Regions from separate parts of the Homo sapiens genome. Here region 2 is linked to region 1. Evidence: read pairs that join two places in POLR2A ChIA-PET (ENCODE). Cell type or tissue: MCF 10A. All regions are shown on one strand. Links, peaks and the distances in the headings refer to the core of each region. The heading gives the core; the rest is flanking DNA. Region 1 has its middle 6.9 kb from the start of SDC1. Region 2 has its middle 43 kb from the start of SDC1.

Region 1 (10,267 bases), core at 1,251-9,250:
GATATGGTGGCAGGTGCCTATAATCCCAGCTACTCGGGAGGCTGAGGCAGGGAGAATCGCCTCGACCTCTCGGGTTCAAACAATTCTCCCGCCTCAGCCTCCTAAATAGCTGGGATTACAGTCGCACGCCACCACAGGCCGGCTAATTTTTTATTTATTTATTTATTTTGTATTTTTAGTAGAGACAAGGTTTCACCATATTGGTCAGGCTGGTCTTGAACTCCCAACCTCAGGTGATACACCCGTCTCGGCCTCCCAAAGCGCTGGGATTACAGGCGTGAGCCACCGTGCCTGGCCCTTATACTTGTCTTCTTGAGTGCATGTGTGAGGCTTTCTCTAGAAGTAGAGCTCTGGATTATAGGTATAAACATCTTCAACTTTCTCAGGAATTGTTGTAAGCAATTGCTCTAAGCAAATTGCTCTCCAAAGGGCTTATAGTAATTTACACTCCCAACAGCAGTTATGAGCATTTCCATTTTTCTACATCCTCCTATGACTTGGTGTTGGGCCTTTTATATTTTGCCAGCTGATGCAAGTAAAATTATATCTTATTGCTGTTTGAGTCTGACCATCCTTCCCATTAGGAAATGTTTTGCTGAAGCCTTTAGTTGCCGACTGGTTGGGCAGACACTTCTGTTTACTTATCACATCTGTTTTCCTCTTTCTCAGTAAGAGATTCCTTAAATTTCAATTGGGCTTATGGCTATTTAAAATAAAGATTACCTTTCCCTGCCTCTCTTACAGCCACGCGTAGCCACATGATTAGGGTCTTGCCAGTGGCACATGAGCAGAAGTGGTACATGCACTTTCAGAAAGGTGTCAAGCATGCTCTCCTTCCCTTTTCTGTTTTCTCCTGGGCGGAATACAGATCTGATGGCTGCCTCTGAAGCAGCCTTCTTGGACCATGAAGTGAACATGGGAACAGAGGCCATCCACAGCAGAGGAACAAGTTAAAGGAAGCATGGGTCCCTGCCCCATGGAGTATAGCGTCATCCCTGGACTGCCCACGCAGACTTATACATGATGGGAAAATGTCTCTTTTTGTTTGTTTAGGACACTGTTTCTCTGAATTTTCTCTCACTTGCCAGCAATTCTAATCCTAAAAATACACTGATGAATTCATTCTTCTGTATAAGACTAAGTGAATCATCTCAGAAGAGTATGGGGAGGACAACTGGAAAAAGGAAGAAGAGGTGCCTCAGGAGGACGGTGAGAGGAATGGCTTTGAAGATGCTGCTACAAAGAGCCTCTAGGAGGCAGCCCAGCCAGTTTCCCAGCCCCAGACTGTATGTTAAGTTTGGGGACAATTCCTGCCCAAAAAAGAGGTGTAGGCTAGAAGGAGCCATGTTGGAGAGGTTTTTCAGAGAACTGTCTGAAGGCCACACTGGCGTATGTCTCCTCTAATGCACCGTAGGATTGGCTCTCACTGGGTCCCAGTGCAGGGGCATGGCCCTGAGTGCCATCGGGGGACTCCAGAGGAAGCCCCTCACCCACCACGGCTGCGGAGCTGTCCTTGGGTCTGTTGTGAGACATGAAGACCTAGAAGCAGTGGAAAGTTTTGGTTTCGTCTAAGGAACGAATATGTTCATCCTTTTTTTTTTTTTTTTGAGACGGACTCTCGCTGTGTCCCCCAGGCTGGAGAGCAATGGCATGATCTCGGCTCACTGCAACCTCCGCCTCCTGGCTTCAAGTGACTCTCCTGCCTCAGCCTCTCAAGTAGCTGGGATTACAGGCACCCGCCACGATGCCTGGCTAACTTCTGTATTTTTAGTAGAGATGGGTTTCACCATGTTGGTCAGGCTGGTCCCGAACTCCTGACCTCAGGAGATCCACCCACCTCGGCCTCCAAAAGTGCTGGGATTACAGGCGTGAGCCACTGTGCCTGGCCATATGTTCATTCTTAGATATTGAGAAATATGTAACCAAGTGTGTCTGCACTTTCGTGCTTTGGCAGCTCCAAATCATCTGGGGATTCAGTGTGCAGCAAGTGGATTGGACTTTATGTCCTGCTTCTCTGCTCTCAACCTCAAACCTGCCTTGCCCCTGTGCTGACTGTCCCTTTCTAACTTATAATTTCCCTTGCCTTCTAAGTTGCCTCTAATATTTGATAGCAGGAAAGAGAGAGAATAATACACCTTTTGTAGATATCATTGGAATTTACACATCCAAATCAGAGTATCTACTTCCCCAAAGCGATCCCCGTAAGGGACCACTTTTATCACCTCATGGTGCCCATCATCCTAGGGAGGCCTAGGAACCCTTTGTCTATGGGAATAACTTTTTTGTTTTGGAGGAGGAGAGTGGAGTATAGTTCATTTATTTGATAAATATGTCTAGAGATGGAGCATTACCCAGTTCCAGGAAGCATGATTCAGTGTCTTCCATGAAAATGGTATCCTGGCTGGGTGCGGTGGCTCATGCATATAATCCCAGCACTTTGGGAAGCCAAAGTGGATGGATCACTTGAGGCCAGGAGTTCGAGACCAGCCTGGCTAACATGGTGAAACCCCATCTCTACTAAAAGTACAATAATTAGCCTGGTGTGGTGGCACATGTCCATAATCCCAGCTACTCGGGAGGCTGAGGCACAAGAATCCCTTGAACCTGGGAGACAGAGGTTGCAGTTAGCCAAGATTGTGCTACTGCACTCGAGAGAAAGAGAGAAAGAGACAGAGAGAGAAAGAAAGAAGAAAGGAAGGAAGGAAGGAAGGGAAGGAAAGAGAGAACGAGGGAAGGAAGGAAGAAAGGAAGGAAAAGAGAGAAAGGAAAAAGGAAGAGAAAGAAAAAAGGAAGGAAAGGAAGGAAAGAAAGAAAAAAGAAGGAAGGGAGGGAGACAGAGAAAGAAAGAAAGAAAAAGAAAGAAGAGAAGGGAGGGAGAGAGAGAGAGAAAAAGAAGGAAAAGAAAGAAAAAAAGGGAGGGAGGGATAGAGAGAGAAAGAAAGAAAAAGAAAGAAAAAAAGAAAGAAAAAAGGAAGAAGGAGGGAAGGAAGAAAGACAAAGAGAAAAAGAGAGGGAAGGAAGGGAGGGAGGGTGGGTCCTGTGGAATCGTGCTCTAGAGATTCACAGTCCATAGCATCGGGTGTGAATGGTGCCTGTGGAGTTGTGCAATGCGGCAGTGCTATGCTGCAGAGACCCTACTGGGAGCCAGGCCCAGGGCTGAGTGCCGGAGATACCAAAGTGAAAACATAAGGTTTTCATTTTCTGTGAGTTCAGTCTTTGGGGAAAAACTGAACTAAACAATCATTATAAAACAAAGAAGTGCGTGCAATACTAACCTGTTCATCAGCAGCAGTAAGGAAATGATGGATTCCGGACGCAGGGATAAAGTTCCCAAAGGTTTCAATGATGAGGAAGGTTGAGGGTGGGTGGGAAGCCATTAGAACCTGTCCGTGGATCAAGAAACAGGATTTGGGCAGTGTATTTGATTCCTGTGGCTGCTGTAATAAATTTCTACAAATTTGGTGGCTTAAAATAGCACCCACTTAGGCTGGGTGAGGTGGCTCATACCTGTAATCCCAGCACTTTGGGATGCCAAGGTGGGTGGATTTCTTGAGCTCAGGAGTTTGAGACCAGCCTGGGCAATATAGTGAGCCCTCACCTCTGCAAAAAAAACAAAACAAAAAAATTAGCTGGGTGTGGTGGCACGCGCCTGTAGTCCCAGCTACTTGGGAGGCTAAGGTGAAAGGATTGCTTGAGCCTGGGAGGTTAAGGCCGCAGTGAGCCAAGATCATGCCACTGCACTCCAGCCTGGGCAACAAAGCAAGACCCTATCTCTAAATAAATAAATAAATAAATAAACACTCATTCTTTTACGGTTCTGGAAGTCAGAAGTCCAAAATCAGTTTCACTGGGCTGAAATCAAGGTGTGGGCAGGTTGGTGCTCCCTCTCAAGGCTCTAGGGAGAATCCATCTCTTGCCCCTTTCAGCCTCTGGTGGCTGCTGGTATTCATTGGCTTGTGGTCCCATCACTCCAGTCATCAAAGCTGGCAGCTTCAAAGCTCTCTCTGCTCCATCTTCACATTGCCTTCTTCTCTGTGTATAGTGAAATCTCCCTCTGGCTGTCTCTTGTAAGAATACAGGACTGCATGCAAGGCCCACTGGAATAATTCCCAATAATCGCCCCTATCTCAAAATTCTTAATCACATCTGCACATCTGCAAAGACCCACCACCACCACCTTGTATTGGTTGTTGTTCTATAAGTTAACATTCACAGGCTCCAGGGGCTGGGATATAGATATCTTTTAAGGGTAATTATTCAGCCTACCGCAGGCAGATAGAGCAGGGAAAGGACATTCCAAACAGGAAACCCAGCAAAGAGCAGGCAAAGAAGCAAGACAGAGCTTCAGGATGTTCAGGAACTGGAAGGAGTCTGAGGTGGGCTGGACTGGCCGGGGCACAGGACCTCTGGCAAGGGCTGGATCAGAGGGAGAGAGCCTGAGCAGTGTGTGCCAGTAACGGGCCGTGCCTAGGCTGGAGGAGCCAGTGGTTTGCATTTTGAAAAGATCCTCTGGCCACTGTGCGAAGGGCAGGCTGCAGGGAGGGAGACTGTGGGCTGGGACACCCTATGCAGGGGCCGTGAAGGTACAATGTGGGGAGCCAGGATTGAATAATATGGAGGAGGTGGGATGCGATGAGGCTTGGAGAAGGATGAAGGAGAGGAACAGTGCAATGTGGAAAATCCTTGGTGAGGGTCCATTTCCACCTGGTTTACGTAAACAGCTAGCGTCAGAGGGGCCGAATCAGTGTGTAAAGTGGCTGCCTAGGCTGGGGCAGCACTGGGTGCTGAAGTCCTTTGGTAGATCACCCCGGGGCTCGTGACTCAGTTCTAGGCTGCCTCAAGGATGAGCCTTTGTTGCCTTTGTTGGAAGCTTGGACAGGAAGCTCTCCAGCAGGGAGGAGTGCCAACACCAGCCACACCCTCCCAGGTGCAGCTAGGCCCAGTCACCCTGAGCAATTTCCTGGAGTGAGGCCACTCGCCACTGGCTCACACTAGCCCCTGCCCTGCAGGGCATCATCAAGGATCTGGAGTCTGAGCAGCACCAGGCTCTCTGTGACTCAGCCCCTGTGGGGAAGGGGAGCCCGTGCTGGTGCTCTTCGGGCTGGAGCAGGGAAGTAGCTCCCCCTGTCCCACCTCACCTGCTTTGCTAGGGACAGACTTTTTTTTTTTTTTTTTTTTGAGACAGAGTCTTGCTCTGTCACCCAGACTGGAGTGCAGTGGCACAATCTCGGCTCACTGCAACCTCCACTGCCCGGGTTCAAGTGATTCTCCTGCCTCAGCCTCCTGGGTAACTGGTATTACGGGTGCCTGCCACCACACACGGATAATTTTTGTATTTTTAGTAGAGATGGGGTTTCACCATGTTGGCCAGGCTGCTCTTGGACTCCTGAGCTCAGGTCATCCACCCGCCTTGGCTGCCCAGGGACAGACTCTACAAAGCCCTGCTAATTGCTGCATGCAATATGCTGTTTGTGAGGGGAGGGGCGGGGGGGGGGGAGCTGGGAGGAGTTGTTGTTGTTTTGATTTTTTTTGAGACAAGGTCTCACTCTGTCACCCATGCTGGGGTAGTGCAGTGACGTACATAATCACAGCTCACTGCAACCTCTGCCTCCTGGGCTCAGGTGATCTTCCCCACCCAGCCTCCACAGGCACATACCACCATGCCTGGCTAATTTGTGTATTTTTTGTAGAGATGGGGTTTTGCCATGTTGCCCAGCCGGTTCTTCTACACATTCTTTGAGCTACTTTAGCTGTGTGACTTCAGGCAAGCAGTAACCTCTTTGCTCTTTAATTTGTTCCTCTGTGAATTGGAGAAATACTAGTACCTACCTCAAAGAGTCAAAAGCATTGAATGAGCTAAGCCCTCCATAGGGCCTGGCACACACGTGTAAGTGCCCCCTGCATGCTAGTGATGCCGTGGATACCCACAGTGGGATTCACTGGGAGAGGCAGATAGACTCATTTTAGGCAAGTTCCTAAGCATTCTGACATAATACATATAAAACACTTAGCACTTTACCTGGCACAAGGTAGGACCCTAGAAATCATAGAGAAGTTGGAGATTCTAAAGCCCGCAGGGGAGAATCTGGGCTGGGCTCTGAAGAGATTCCTGAGCTCACCGCAGCCAGGATGTATAAGTCATAGTGTTATGTCAGCGCTCATACCTGTGTGTAGCACATGTGCACGCACCTTCACGCACACAGGTGTGCCTCACCTCCAGCCCCAGGATGCATATGCAAATTCATGTAACAGATGAGTAACTGAGTTCACTCAACAGGTGAGAAAGTGACTTTGCATTCCCTAGGAATGGGACAGAGGTTGCAAAGGGACAGCCCCTAGGGCTGCATTTGGCCTGTAGAAGTGTTTTGCCTTTAAACTATTTTATTTTGTTTTCTTTTTTTTGTTTTTGTTTTCCCCTTATGCTATTTTTTTTTTTTTTTTGAGATTGAGTTTCGCTCTGTCACCCAGGCTGGAGTGCAGTGGCACAATCTCGGCTCACTGCAACCTCTGCCTCCTGGGTTCAAGTGATTCTCCCGCCTCAGCCTTCCGAGTAGCTGGGACTACAGGTATCCGCCATCACACCCAGCTAATTTTTGTATTTTTGTAGAGATGGGGTTTTACCATGTTGGCCAGGCTGGTCTTGAACTCCTAACCTCAGGTGATCTGCCTGCCTTGGCCTCCTAAAGTGCTGGCACCCAGCCTACACCATTTTAAAAAGGAGATTTCCATCGGAGAATTGCATGTAAGAATCAAGATTTCTGACTTTTCGGCCAGGTGTGGTGGCTCACGCCTGTAATCCCAGCACTTTGGGAGGTCGAGGCAGGTGGATCGCCTAAGGTCAAAAGTTTGACACCAGCCTAGCCAACATGGTGAAACCCCGTCCCTACTAAAAATACAAAAATTAGCCGGGTGTGGTGGCAGGAGCTTGTAATCCCAGCTACCCGAGAGGCTGAGGCAGGAGAACCACCTGAACCCGGGAGGCAGAGGTTGCAGTGAGCCGAGATCGCACCACTGCACTCCAGCCTGGGCGACAAGAGCGAAACTCTGTCTCAAAAAAAAAAAAAAAAAAAAAAATTCCGACTTTTCTAGCTGAATTGGAAGAGCTAATATGCTGGACCCACATCCAGTCAAAGCAAAGACCAGCGGAAGCCACAGTCACAGAGTGTGTCTTTCTAGCTGGTCCACTACCTGCTGGGCCCTGCAGGGATCTGAGTTCCAGAGCCCTAGCACGGCGGTTGAATGTGTTCACTCTAACATCAAACCGTCTGGATTTGAACTCTGGCCCTGCCACCCTGGACAAGTCATACAACCTCTCTAAGCCTCCCTCCCTCTCTCTCTCTCCTTCTTTCTTTTTTTTTTTGTCAGAGTTTTGCTGTTGTTGCCCAGGCTGGAGTGCAGCGGTGCAATCTCGGCTTACTGCAACCTCCACCTCCTGGGTTCAAGCGATTCTCCTGCCTCAGCCTCCCGAGTAGCTGGAATTACAGGCATCCGCCACCATGGCTGGCTAATTTTTGTGTTTTAGTAGAGATGGGGTTTCCCCATGTTGGCCAAGCTGGTCTTGACCTCCTGACCTCAGGCAATTCGCTCGCCTCGGCCTCCCAAAGTGCTGGGATTACAGGTGTGAGCCACTGCGCCCGGTCTGAAATATTTTAATAATTCAAATTTATGTTACAGTCAAAATGAGTGGAAAAAAGGGGGCATGTAATGTTAAAAAGAAAATGTAATTTTTTCCTTTCTTAAAAAAAAAAAAACTAAGGTATATTTTACACACAGTAAAATTTGCCCTTATTGTTATACAGTCTGTTTTCAAATGCATGCAATTGTATAACCACCACTGCAGTTAGGATCTGGAACAGTTTACTCATCCCCAAAACTTCCCTGCACCCTTTGTAGTCAACTCCTTCCCCACCCCTGGCTCCTGGCAGCCACTCATCGGTTTTCTGTAAGTGTTGCCTTTTCCAGATGTCCTATGAGTGGAATTGTATAGTAGGAAGCCTTTTGAGTCTAGCTTCTTTCATTTAGGAGACTGCATCTGAGCTCCATCCAAGCTGTGTGCATCAGGAGTGTGTTCCTTTTCATTGCTGAGTGGTGTTCCGTGGTGTGGAAATGATGACTTTCCCATCAGCATAAACCCATGCTCTAGGAGCGCCCATCTCCTGAAAACAAAAATCAAAACAAAAACACAATGGAGGCCGGGTGCGGTGGCTCATGCCTGTAATCCCAGCACTTTGGGAGGCCGAGGTGGGTGGATCACTTGAGGTCAGGAGTTCAAGACCAGCCTGACCAGCATGGTGAAACCTTGTCTCTACTAAAAATACAAAAATAGCCAGGCATCTTGGCGGGCACCTGAAATCCCAGCTACTTGGGAGGCTAAGGCATGAGAATCACTTGAACCCGGGAGGCGGAGGTTGCAGTGAGCTGAGATTGCACCACTGCACTCCAGCCTGGGTGACACAGAGAGACCCTGTCGCAAAAAAAAAAAAAAAAGAAAAAAAAAATTAGCTGGGTGTGGTGGTACACGCCTGTCATCCCAGCTACTCAGAAGGCTGAGGCAGGAGAATAGCTTGAACCTAGGAAGCGGAGGTTGCAGTGAGCTGAGATCATGCCACTGCACTCCAGCCTAGGCAATGGAGCGAGACTCCATCTCAAAAAAAGAAAAAAAAAGGAAAAAAAAGAAATGTCAGTATCTACAGATAAGACTCAATCTTGTTAGTGGCTGCTTGGGATTCTCTGGTTTGGCTATATCTTGATTTATTTAACCATTCCCCTTCTGATGGGTGCCATTTTTAAAGGCTTTGCTGTCACAAACAATACTGTTGAATATCCTCACGTGGACATCGTCCCACAGCTGACAAACCTTTCTTAGGACAGAAGTGGCCTGGCTGCCTTGGAGGAGATTCTGAGACCACTGCTACATTGCTCTCCCCAAACGCTGTGTCTCCATGGTCCTTTGGATGCTCTTAAATTGCAGCGAGCGCCCACTCCCAGCCAGGGCCTGGGGGTGCATGCTGTCCAAGGCAGGGCCCTGCCCTGGGGCAACTGCAATCTTTGAGTCCTATGATGAGATGGTTCAAGAGCCAGGGGCCCCAGTCCTGGGTTGCAGGGAGGAGTTCAGGGAAGGCTTCCTGGAGGAGTTGACGTCCAGGCAGAAACCTGCCTGCTGAGTAGCAGTTTGTCAGGCAGGGGAGCAAGTGGGCAGGGCTGCTCAAGCTAGGGGAGGACTTGGCCAGCTGAGGCCCTGAAAGGGCCAGGGCCATCTACGCACCGCTGAGTAATGGTGTTCCCTAAATGCTCAGGGCAGTGGCTGAAGGGAGTGGCAGTGGGTGGGGATGACAGGAAGCTGGGGCAACCGGTGAAGGCCTTCACTGCCAAGCTAAGGAGTGGGAATGTTGCCCAGGGCAAGCGAGAGCCTGATTACACACCTGAGGAAGTGAGCCATAGGCTGGAGGGGAGAAAGGACCAGTGCCCTGGGATGGAGGCTGGGTGGGAATTCACACCTGGCAAGAGCCCACCAGGAGCCAGGCCCTGTGTAAGGAGAAGCCCCCTCTTCCTTTCTTCCTTTCTTCTTTCCTTCTTTCCTTCTTTCCTCTCTCCCTCCCTTCCTTCCCACCCTCCTTCCTTCCTTCCCTTCCTTCCTTCCCACCCTTCTTCCCTCCCTCCCTCCCTTCCTCCCTTCCTTCCTTACTTCTTCCTTCCTTCCCTCCTTCCTTCCTAAATTAATAGACCTTTTTTTAAAGAGCAATTTTGGGTTTACAGAAAAATTGAGTCATAAGTACAGGGAGTTCTCATTGACCTCTCCGCACCCTGCCACACACGGTTTCTCCTATGGTTAACCTGTTGCATTGGTGTGATACATCTGTTACAACTGACAAACCAGTACTGACATGCTCTCATTCGCTAAGGTCCCTCGTTCACATCAGACTACACTCTTGATGGTGTACACTCTGTGGGTTTTGACGAATGCATAATGACATGTCTCCACCATTACAGTAGCCTACAGAGCCTTTCACAGCCCAAAACATTCCTTGTGTCCTCCTACTCATTCCTCCCTCCTCCCAACCCCTTGCGACCACTGATCTTTTTACTGTCTTTGTAGTTTTGCCTTTTCCAGAGTGTCGAATAGCTGCAAGCAAACACACAGTATGCAGCCTTTTCAGATCGGCTACTTTCATCTAGCAATGTGGAGTTAGGGTTCCTCCAGGTCTTTTCACGGCTTGATAGCACATTCCTTTTTCTTGCTGAACAATATTGTGTTGTATGGATGTAC
Region 2 (9,133 bases), core at 1,134-9,133, 50 kb before region 1:
GTAGTGTGTGTGTAGAGAACAAACTGAAGATGAGATTAGAACCTTTGCCTTCTCCATGATCTGTGTATCTTTCTCATGTCTTCCAGGAACACCACATACCTCCCTAACACCACCACCATGTATCATTGAATAGCTAGACTGGCTGAGATAGAAAAAATAATACTGGAGGTGTGTGTAGAGGATAGATGGGAGAGGAGATTACAACTTTTTCACTCCTTTTAGGATCTCTCTAATATCTTCCATACACCTGTCTGGCACCAACACCATGCATCACACGCACTTTTCCTGCCCCACCAGCGTCTCACCTATGTCCCCCGACACCTATATCTGTGGCTTCAACTATGGCCAGGAAGTGTCTCCTTGTGCCCGAGGCCTCTCAGGTGTGTCAGCAAGTAGGTAGGAGAGTCTCATGGCTCAGTCTGGCCTCAGAGGCTGGAATGTGTCATGGTGGCTGTGATTGGTTTCAGCTGCCTGTAGTCCACAGCCGGGCATGTCTTCCATCTCCAGCAGGAGCCAGGCAAGAGCAGGCTGCCTCTGTGTCCTAGAAAGCCAAGGTCCTCCCTGGGCATAGCTGACGCTGCGCACGTAGGGACAGGAGGACTGTCCCTGGAAGGTGAGAGTGGCTGGGAGGGCCACACAGGAGGCCTCATTTTCAGCCACCAACAGCTCAGGAGAAGTGAGTTTCTCAGAGGATATTCTGAGAGCCTGTTTGGATGAGGAGAGGCTGAGAAGGCAGGGGCCACTGGGCATTACAGTGAGGGCAGGTGTGAGTGGGTGTCCCCTAGGAAGGGGAAGGAAGGGTGGCATGCCAGCGAGGCAGGGAGAAGTTCCCGGGGCTGTCATCAGATGACCATTACCAATTTCAGTGTTCTGAGGAGGAACATTGCTGCCCTAGCCAGCTCTCATTGCACATTCATGCACACACAGATACAGAGAGACACACACACGTGCGCACACGCGTGCTCACGCACACACACATACACACACGTACACATACACAGGTCACTGAGCCACATTCCTTGGCCACAAGGTCCTTTCTTTCCCAAGGTCTCAGATTGCGTGTCTGACACGGATTTTTCCTAGCTGCCTATCCCATGGTGTGCAGGCTCCCATGGGGCCCCACAAATGCCCCAGAGGCCCCAGGGCAAGCTGCCCGACACCCGGAACTCTCCCTCAAGGTGCGGCTCTGAAGTAGACCAAAGAGCCCTCGCCAAGGGCTGGGACTCTTCCCAGGAGACGAGTGCTCCTCCGACAGGGCCCTTAACAGGAGTCTGGCACCTGTCTCTATGGCTGTCTCTACTCAGTCCCAGCTAGTAGCAGCACCGTGGGGAAGCCTGGGGTAAGAGGCAGAAGGGGATTCTAGGCCTCTGATCTCTGCAACTCGCCCCCACCTAAACCATGCCAAATATACACACGCTGAAAAAAATCACACAAATCAAACACAGTGTGCCGCTTCAAGGCCCTTTTCCCACCAACTGCCTCCTTGACCCTGCCTGTCTGGGGGTCCTGGAGCCACCTGGGTCTCAGCCATGGTGGTGCTGGGCTTCTGCCGGGCAGTGAACAGCTCATGCTCTCTCCTCATCCATCGAGGGCTCTCTGGGCCCAGGGACTGGGCTGGGCATTGTTGATCTCTGTCTTTCTAACAGCAAACTCAGCCCAGAGCCTCCTCACCACCCCTCTACCCACAGTGCTCAGAGAATGTCAGTGAACATGGGCAGCATTTAATTGCCTGGCAAGTTCAGATTTGCACCTTTGATCTGCAAGCCTGGCAGGGCTGGGTGATGGGAAGAACATGGCATTTGGGTGCAGATGAACCTGGGCTTGAAACCCAGCTTTGTCATTTCTATCTTGTGACCTTCAGTAGCTGCTTCACACGTAACATCCCTCTCCATCCCTCTCCTGAGCCCAGGTGTTCTCATCTGGGAAGTGGGGAAAGTTGTACCTAATTCACAGCAGAACATGTGAGTGTACAACCAGCCCAGCCCGTCATCTGGTGGCCATGAGCTGGGAGCCGTGATGAGTGTTTCAGTCTTGGTTCGGGGCGATGGGCCTAGTAAGCACTTTATATATATCCTAATCCTCCCAACAGTCCTATGAGGAGGGCACTATTATCATCATCAACTCCTTTGTACAGCCCAGGAAACTGAGGCACAGAGAGATTATGAAATTCGGCCAAGTTCACACAGCCCATAAGTGACAGGGCTATGGTTTGACCCAAAGCTTTTGGACTCTGGGGCCCACCCTCATAGCTATGGTACTAAACTGCTGGGTGTTTACCCCAAAACAGGAAACCTACAAAGGGGTGTTCTTTGAGTCTATCAAAAATATTTACTGAGTTCCTCCTAAGGAATTAGGAGAGGTGGTCTCAGCCCCACTGCAGGCTGCTCTCTGTGGGGTCCTGGGGAGCGGCTCCGGCCCTGGGCCTGCTGGCAGAGCTTTGCTGAGACCTGGCAGAGGCAGCCCTGCCCTGTCACGTCTCCCTCCACAGCCCACTTGCCTGCCAGGGTGTTTGAACAATGATTAACCAGCAGCGGGCAGGCCAGTGCAGGCCAGGCTGGGCACGGCGGGTGAGCTCACCCCTTGCACAATGGTGGCCGCACCCGCCGCCCGCACCCACCACCCGACTCAGGGGCTGGCCCAGTGGGGCAGGGCCAGGCGGGCTCCCAGAAGCAAGAGACATGAAGCTGGAGGGAAACAAGGGACAGCCTAGCCAGATGTGCAGATGTGACTACAATCACATTTGATGCCATCCTCCCACTCCAGCCCATGCAGACTCCAGCCCCTGTTGCCAGCCATCCATTGCTGGGATGAGACCAGCCTCAAGGGAGATGTTCCTCAAACAGTGTCACCTAAGCCTGTCCCAAGCTGCTCCTGCCACAGAGCATCAGACTCCAGACTGGACTAGAGGACGCAGGAGGACCCGCCCACCCAGGCCCATGACAGACAGGGAGCCACGCCTCAGGCCCCTCCTCCCCTTTCTCCATGAACCCTCTGAGCCTTGTGGAGCCCGGTCTCTGGCCCTGGCTGCTCGGGGAAGCACAGGCATGTGCCCATACCCACACCAGCCCCTGGGCCCCTCCCTGGGAGCATCCGGGGTCTCAAGCGCCAGAGCCTGCATGGTGGTGGTGGTGGAGAACTCACAGCTCATTCGGAGCCAAATCTGTCTCCAGATTCGCGGACGTTGCCACACCTGTCCACCCCAGCCTCGCCCGAGGCTTCGGCCTTTTATTTGCTTGTTGAGTGGAGCACTAAAGTCCTTTACCCTAAGTAAACCGTGTGTCCATTTCAGATCTGGCTTCACTGCCTCAAAAGCTAGGAGGACTGAAGAAGGTTGGGATGTACATCTGGGGTTCGGGGGACAGCACTATGTGTGGGGGTGGGGAGGGGGAAAGATAATTTTCTGTGAAGGTGGGAGGGGTGGAGGTGCCTTTACCCCACTCCCACTCCCCCTCCTCAGTGTTCCGAAAAGTCTGAACCCTGCTGGTCTGATGAGGGCTCCCAGCTGATCTGAGGGCTCAGTCAGCCTTGCCGGGTGCCCCTCCAAAAGAACCTAGGAGTCTGGGTGCCCAGGTCTGGGCCTGCCGGAGCTCCCTGGCCCCTCCTCACAGCCAAGAGACACTGTGATCCTCAGACTCTCTGAAGGCCCCTCAACAATCAAAAAAGGGTGGGCTCCCGCTTATTGAGAAGTTGTGCCTTTTTTTGTCCTAGATTCACCTGCCCAGCCTCAGGGACCCCAAGTTCTGGGTCATGTGCTTGGGACATCCTCACAGCCCGGCCTGAGAAGACCTGGGTATTCTGGCTCCCATGGTGCCCTCATTCTCTCAGGACACCTGAGGCCCTGGCCCTGAGGCCTGTCATGCGGCCTTCTTGCAGCATCGCTGTTTGTTTCCTGAGCTCCTGTCTGGGCTAAGCCCTGAGGAAGAAGAGAGTAGAGAGGATGCGCTTGCTGCCTCGGGGGCCTGCACCCTGGTTGGGGAGCCAGGCATGGATGCGGGCTGCATGGGCGCCAGCTACCATGATGGCTCCCTAGCAGCACCGTCTGTATACCACACTTTGTTCTGAGCAGGTCACATGTGTTTGTTTGTTTATTTATTTATTTATTTTGAGACAGAGTCTTGCTCCGTTGCCCAGGCTGGAGTGCAATGGTGCAATCTCAGCTCACTGCAACCTCCACCTCCCAGGTTCAAGCGATTCTCATGCATCAACCTCCTGAGTAGCTGGGATTACAGGCGCACGCCACCACGCCAGACTAATTTTTTGTATTTTTGTAGCAAAGGGGTTTTGCCATGTTGGCCAGGCTGGTCTCAAACTCCTGACCCCAGGTGATCTGTCTGCCTCTGCCTGCTGGGATTACAGGCATGAGCCAGTGTGCCTGGCCAATATGTGTTTAATTATTTATTACATGGGCTTCACAAGCCTGTGAAGCACATAGATCATTCCATGACCACCATTTTAAGGATGAGGGAAACGCTAAGGCATAGTGACAGTAAGCAACAGCCTAGGGATGTACAGCTAGTAGGTGGCAGAGCCCAGCTAAGACCCAGGCAGCGGGTCCAGCACCCATGCTGTCAGTCTCTATGAGATGCTACCTTTGGAGCAACATGCATCAGGAAGACAGGGCCAGGGGCAGCTTTCAGAGGGTGTAGACCAGATGGCGGCAGCGCTTGGCCCTGAGGTGTGATGGGATTTTGTGAAACAGAAGCAGCACAGGGCAACGCAGACAGAGGAAGCAGAAGCAGTATCTGCAAGCCTCGGAGGTGTTAATGACAATCACCCGAGGAAGGAGGTGGGGACAGGGGACTCCTGTACTTTCCCCCATACCCTTGCCTTGTTTGAATCTTCCATAATGTGCATATATTCATTAATTACAGGTGAAATTTAAACGCACAAAAAAATACAGTGAAGACTGAGTTGTGTGTCATAAAGCCATACAACTCAGCAGGAGTTGGCAAACCTTTCCTGTAAAGGGTCAGATAGTGAGTATTTGAAAATATTTTCAACTACTCAACTCTGCCACGGCAGCACAAAAGCGGCCATAGACAAAAGGCACACAAGCGGGCGGGGCTGTGTTCTAATAAAACTTTATTTATGGACATTAAAATGCCACATTTTCGCATGTCACAAAATATTCTTCTTTTGAAGTTTTCAATCGTTGAAAATGTAAAAAGCATTTTTCCCTCACAGACCGTACAAAAGCAGGCATGGAGGCAATACTGTGGCCTCTGGGCCATCGTTCGTACACACCTTCCCCAAAAGGCTCAGATAGGCGAGAGAGCAGGGAGGCTCCAGAGTTGGCTGGAGTCTAGTTGGCTGAGTCCAGTCACTCAGGTTGGCTGCAGCCCAGGAGTCCCAGGAGCGAGGAGCAGCAGGGCTGGGCCAAGAGTGGAGAGGGCTGAGGACAAACCCATAGGGCCTCGAAGGCCCCAGGAAGAGATGTTGTCACAGCTGACTCAGCCCCGTGCTCAGACTCCAGTGTTACCAGGTCCTGAATGTGAGACGCAGGCGTCTGCTTCTCCGAGCTTCAGTTACTTCAGCTGTAAAATGGGACACTGGCATTGACCTTGAAGGTCATGATGCATGGAAAGAGAGGGTTAGATCTTGTGAAAGGGGCTGAGGCTGGTGCCTATCCCGCACCAGAGACCCACGGGGGTGACGATGGTGTTTGCTGTTCATTCACACAATTGTTTTGGTTATTCTCAGGATGTTAAGCAGGCTCATGTCCAGGTATGTGTTTTAGAAATGTCTCCCTGGTGCTATGTGACGAATATGTCTGCATGTCTGTATGAACATCCTTCCTTCACCTTCCAGAACCTTCTCTCGGCTGCCCTGTACTAGGAAGACCAACCTGAGCAGACAGCATCCACAGGCTCCCTCACCCTCCTGTGGACAGACAACTCAGCTACTGGGGACCCCCAGAAGGAGATGAGGGGAGGGAGGAGAGCAGGGTTCTCCCTGACTCCCTCCTGCAGGCTGTGTGCAACCTGGATGCATCTTTTTGGAAAAGTCACAGCACTCTCCCAGCTCACCTCAGAGATTCAAGGGGGTCTCCCTGCCCCTTGCCCACATCTTTGTACACTCTTCTCAAATTACCCAAATTTGAATTCGACCTGCCTGATTGATAGAGGGCATAAGACTGGGTAAAGATACCAGCTAGGAGACTATTGCTATCATCTTGATGAAGGAAAATGAAGCAGTAAACCAGGACAGTGGTGATGAGGGTGAAGGAAGAGCTGGAACCAAGACATATGTAGACATTCAACAGGTGGAACCAGGAGCATTCCAGAGAGGGAGGAATCTCCAGGAGCAGTTGCATCTCTGGCTCAGGCAATGGAGGGGATGGAGATTCTGAGAGAGGATACCCAGGGGGAGAGGCTGGTGTTTGGGATGGAAATGATAACTTTGAGGCAGTGCCTGCAAACATCCAGGTGGATAAATGCACATGTATATCCAGCCTTCCTGAAGCTCTGATTTTCTACCATGTTTAGCCAGGATCCATCCAGTTCTCCCAGACAAGCCATGTCAGGAATGGCCTGGGAGCCATGGAGAGGGGTCAGTGAATAGATGGCTGCTGGCCTTGTCCTTCCCCTTCGGATGCAGGAACAAGGCTCTCAGATGCATGAACTCAGCCTAGAGTTCCTGGGTCTCCTGCTGCACCCACAGGAGAGGTCTGGGAGGACTCCATCCCTGGAGGTGCCAGCAGTTAAAGAAAGCCAGAGCTGCCAGCCAAAAAACACCTTTGCCCATCAGCCAGGAAAGCTGAACAGGCTGGAGTGCTTCCATAGGGGAGGCACTGGGCTTAGATCTTCCTTTAGCCATCCATTCCTTGGGGCTTTCAGGGGGCAGGAGGTCAGATCTATGCTTTCCTCGGAGGTGGGCCCTGGTGCTGGGGCGGGACCACAGGTGGCAGAGGGTGGGGGCTTAACTCCTCAGGCCTCACTGCTCATTCCTAGTTGGACTGACTTCTGATTACATTGTTGTTTCAGAAACAAGCACTCGATGGCATATTTCTCAATTGAGTCACTGCTCAGTTTGCCTTCTCCCAGGAAAGCAAACACTCTCTGGCTTCACCTCGGGCCATGGCTGTCATTGACCTTACTTACCTTGAAGGGCTCAGCACTGGGTTCCCAAGGCCCTTTTTAAGATCCAATTTCCCTGGTGCTTTGAGGAGGGTGGGGGACATCAGAAGACCCTCTTGCTGGGAACATCCACTTCCCGATGCCTCCTCCTTTGACGTCGTGAGCCACAGGCCACCAAGCAGGTTCTGCGGCAGCAACTCAGAAGAGCCCTCTGGAGTAGGAGAGCCTGGATCCCGGTGCCCAAGGTGGGCACAGCCTGCAAGCAGCTCTGCTTGGAGAAGTCCCGCTTCCTAGGGCTCATTCCGACTGTGCACATGACACTTTCGGGAGTAGGTCAAGAGCCCCAGGCGTCATTTGAACAGGAAGTTCTCGGGTCACATCAAATGTTCCATGTTGCCAACCCTCCATGTAACCCCTTTTCAGGAAGTCATCGGTCTCACTGGCAGGGTGGGGGAGGGCCTGTCATGAGTCCCGTCTCCAGTGTCCCTCTGTTCAGTGCATTTGGCGTAACCCCCAGCTGTATGCACTGGGCCCCCAGGGCTGCCTCCCCCTACGTCCCCCACAGCAGCCCAGCATGGGGAGAAAACATCCTAAAATCACCAGGGGCTCCAGGGAAAAGCCGAGAGGGGGCACGTGGCTGGTATGAGAGCCAGGAATGCCCATGTGTTCAGGATGGCGGAGGCAATGAGGAAAGAATGGCCCGATCTTCTCTCTGTTCCCTGCCTGTCAGTGTCATTCCCACTGGGTTCTAAATCCCCCTAGCATGTTCACAGGTAGCTCGCTGCACCCAGAGACCCCACCAGGCAGATAAACTTCTTTGTCCCACAGACAGAATTCCTCGACCTAGTCTTGCCTTCTTCCCCCTGCTGTCGTCCTCATCCCACTTCCAGCTGTGCCTGAAGAGAATCTGAGGGTCAGACTGGAGGGCGGGGAAGGAGAGGCCGAGCTGCCCCATTCACAGCGTTCAGGACTGTCTCTGCCCCAGGTTCCCTGACTCCTGGAAGTTTCTGGAGTCCTAGACAGGTCCTCTTGGCACTTTAGGAACCAGCTCAGGGCCTGCCTCTTCCTGGAAGCCCTTCCTGTGCGTGCTGATGGTCTTGGAATCAAAGCGCAGCTGCTGAGGAAGTAACTGGGAAAAGCAAAGGCCAGAACTGCAGGGTTGAGGAGGAGGAGACAGTGAGGAGAAGCCCACAGTTCATCTCCGGGGCTCCTCCAGGTGGCTGGCGGAGCGGCTGAGTGGCCCGAGGACTTCCTTTCCCAGGAGGCTGTGCCACAGACTTGGAGCTGTGGGGTGGGGTGGCGGGTAAGAGGGCAGGCTCTCTCCTGGGCAGCACAAAGGAAGCGTCCAGGGGGCCCAAGACAGCTGTCTCACTGTGCGGTCTGAGCACCCCCAGCCCGGGCATGTGAGCAGAGCTGACTAACTCTTGCAGGAAGTGGCCTCAAGCTGGGAGGGAATGGTTGGAAGGCCGACTGGGAAGCGGGGCTCAGAGGGTGCTCCCCAGCCTGGCCCCTGACTCATGAGAGCACACTGTGCCCTTTGAGGGTGGCCTGCTTTAGCCATCTCTGCGGGTGCTGCAGGGGAACAGGGAAATGAGGAACCAGCATCTGCCCACAGCCTCCCTTCTCCCACAGAGGCAGGCTCCAGGCCTCAGCTCCCACCCTTCCACCAACTCACCTCCCCGCCTCACCTGGTTTTCCTATTTTTTTTGTTCTCCAGGCTTTTCCCATGGGAAAATCCCACCCACCATTCCAGGCCAGCCAGAAAGCCTCTCCCTGACACCTGACCAAGTGTTCCCTGCTGGCTCACAGGTAGCCAAGCCCCAGAGGTCTGATATGTGACTTCCCGGCAGGATGCTGTGATCTCCAAGGGCAGGGTCCCTGGAGGGAGCCGGGGCTGTACAATGTTGGCCCTCAGCAGGGTCTCCAGGCAGGACTGCTTCCTCAGGCCAGTCCATGGTTCCTCCACCCTGGCTCCCACTCCCCATCCCCCCTGGCCTCAGGGAGCTGACAAGGCCAGAGGCCCCTGAATTCCTGCCCGAGGGCTCACCCCTGCCCTC

What was found. ChIA-PET counts read pairs that join two places held together with the same protein. Peaks named below come from ENCODE experiments on the same cell type or tissue, not always from the same donor. Only the 100,000 strongest peaks of a DNase experiment are listed, where the experiment ranks them.
Region 2: POLR2A ChIA-PET joins it to region 1 with 15 read pairs; 13 of 35 experiments call an interaction of 5 or more read pairs at or near these places.

The regions. Positions count from the first base shown.
Region 1 is chr2:20,226,866-20,237,132 of GRCh38, forward strand. No RefSeq gene overlaps it. Among named protein-coding and RNA genes, the nearest start is that of SDC1, 6.9 kb to the left of the region's middle. RefSeq lists enhancers at 8,700-9,258, 9,259-9,817. In MCF 10A, for the core only: no CTCF peak of the experiment used is centred there; DNase peaks (open chromatin) are centred at 4,936 and 6,146.
Region 2 is chr2:20,177,311-20,186,443 of GRCh38, forward strand. No RefSeq gene overlaps it. Among named protein-coding and RNA genes, the nearest start is that of SDC1, 43 kb to the right of the region's middle. In MCF 10A, for the core only: a CTCF peak has its summit at 2,564; DNase peaks (open chromatin) are centred at 2,551, 2,921, 5,361 and 7,041.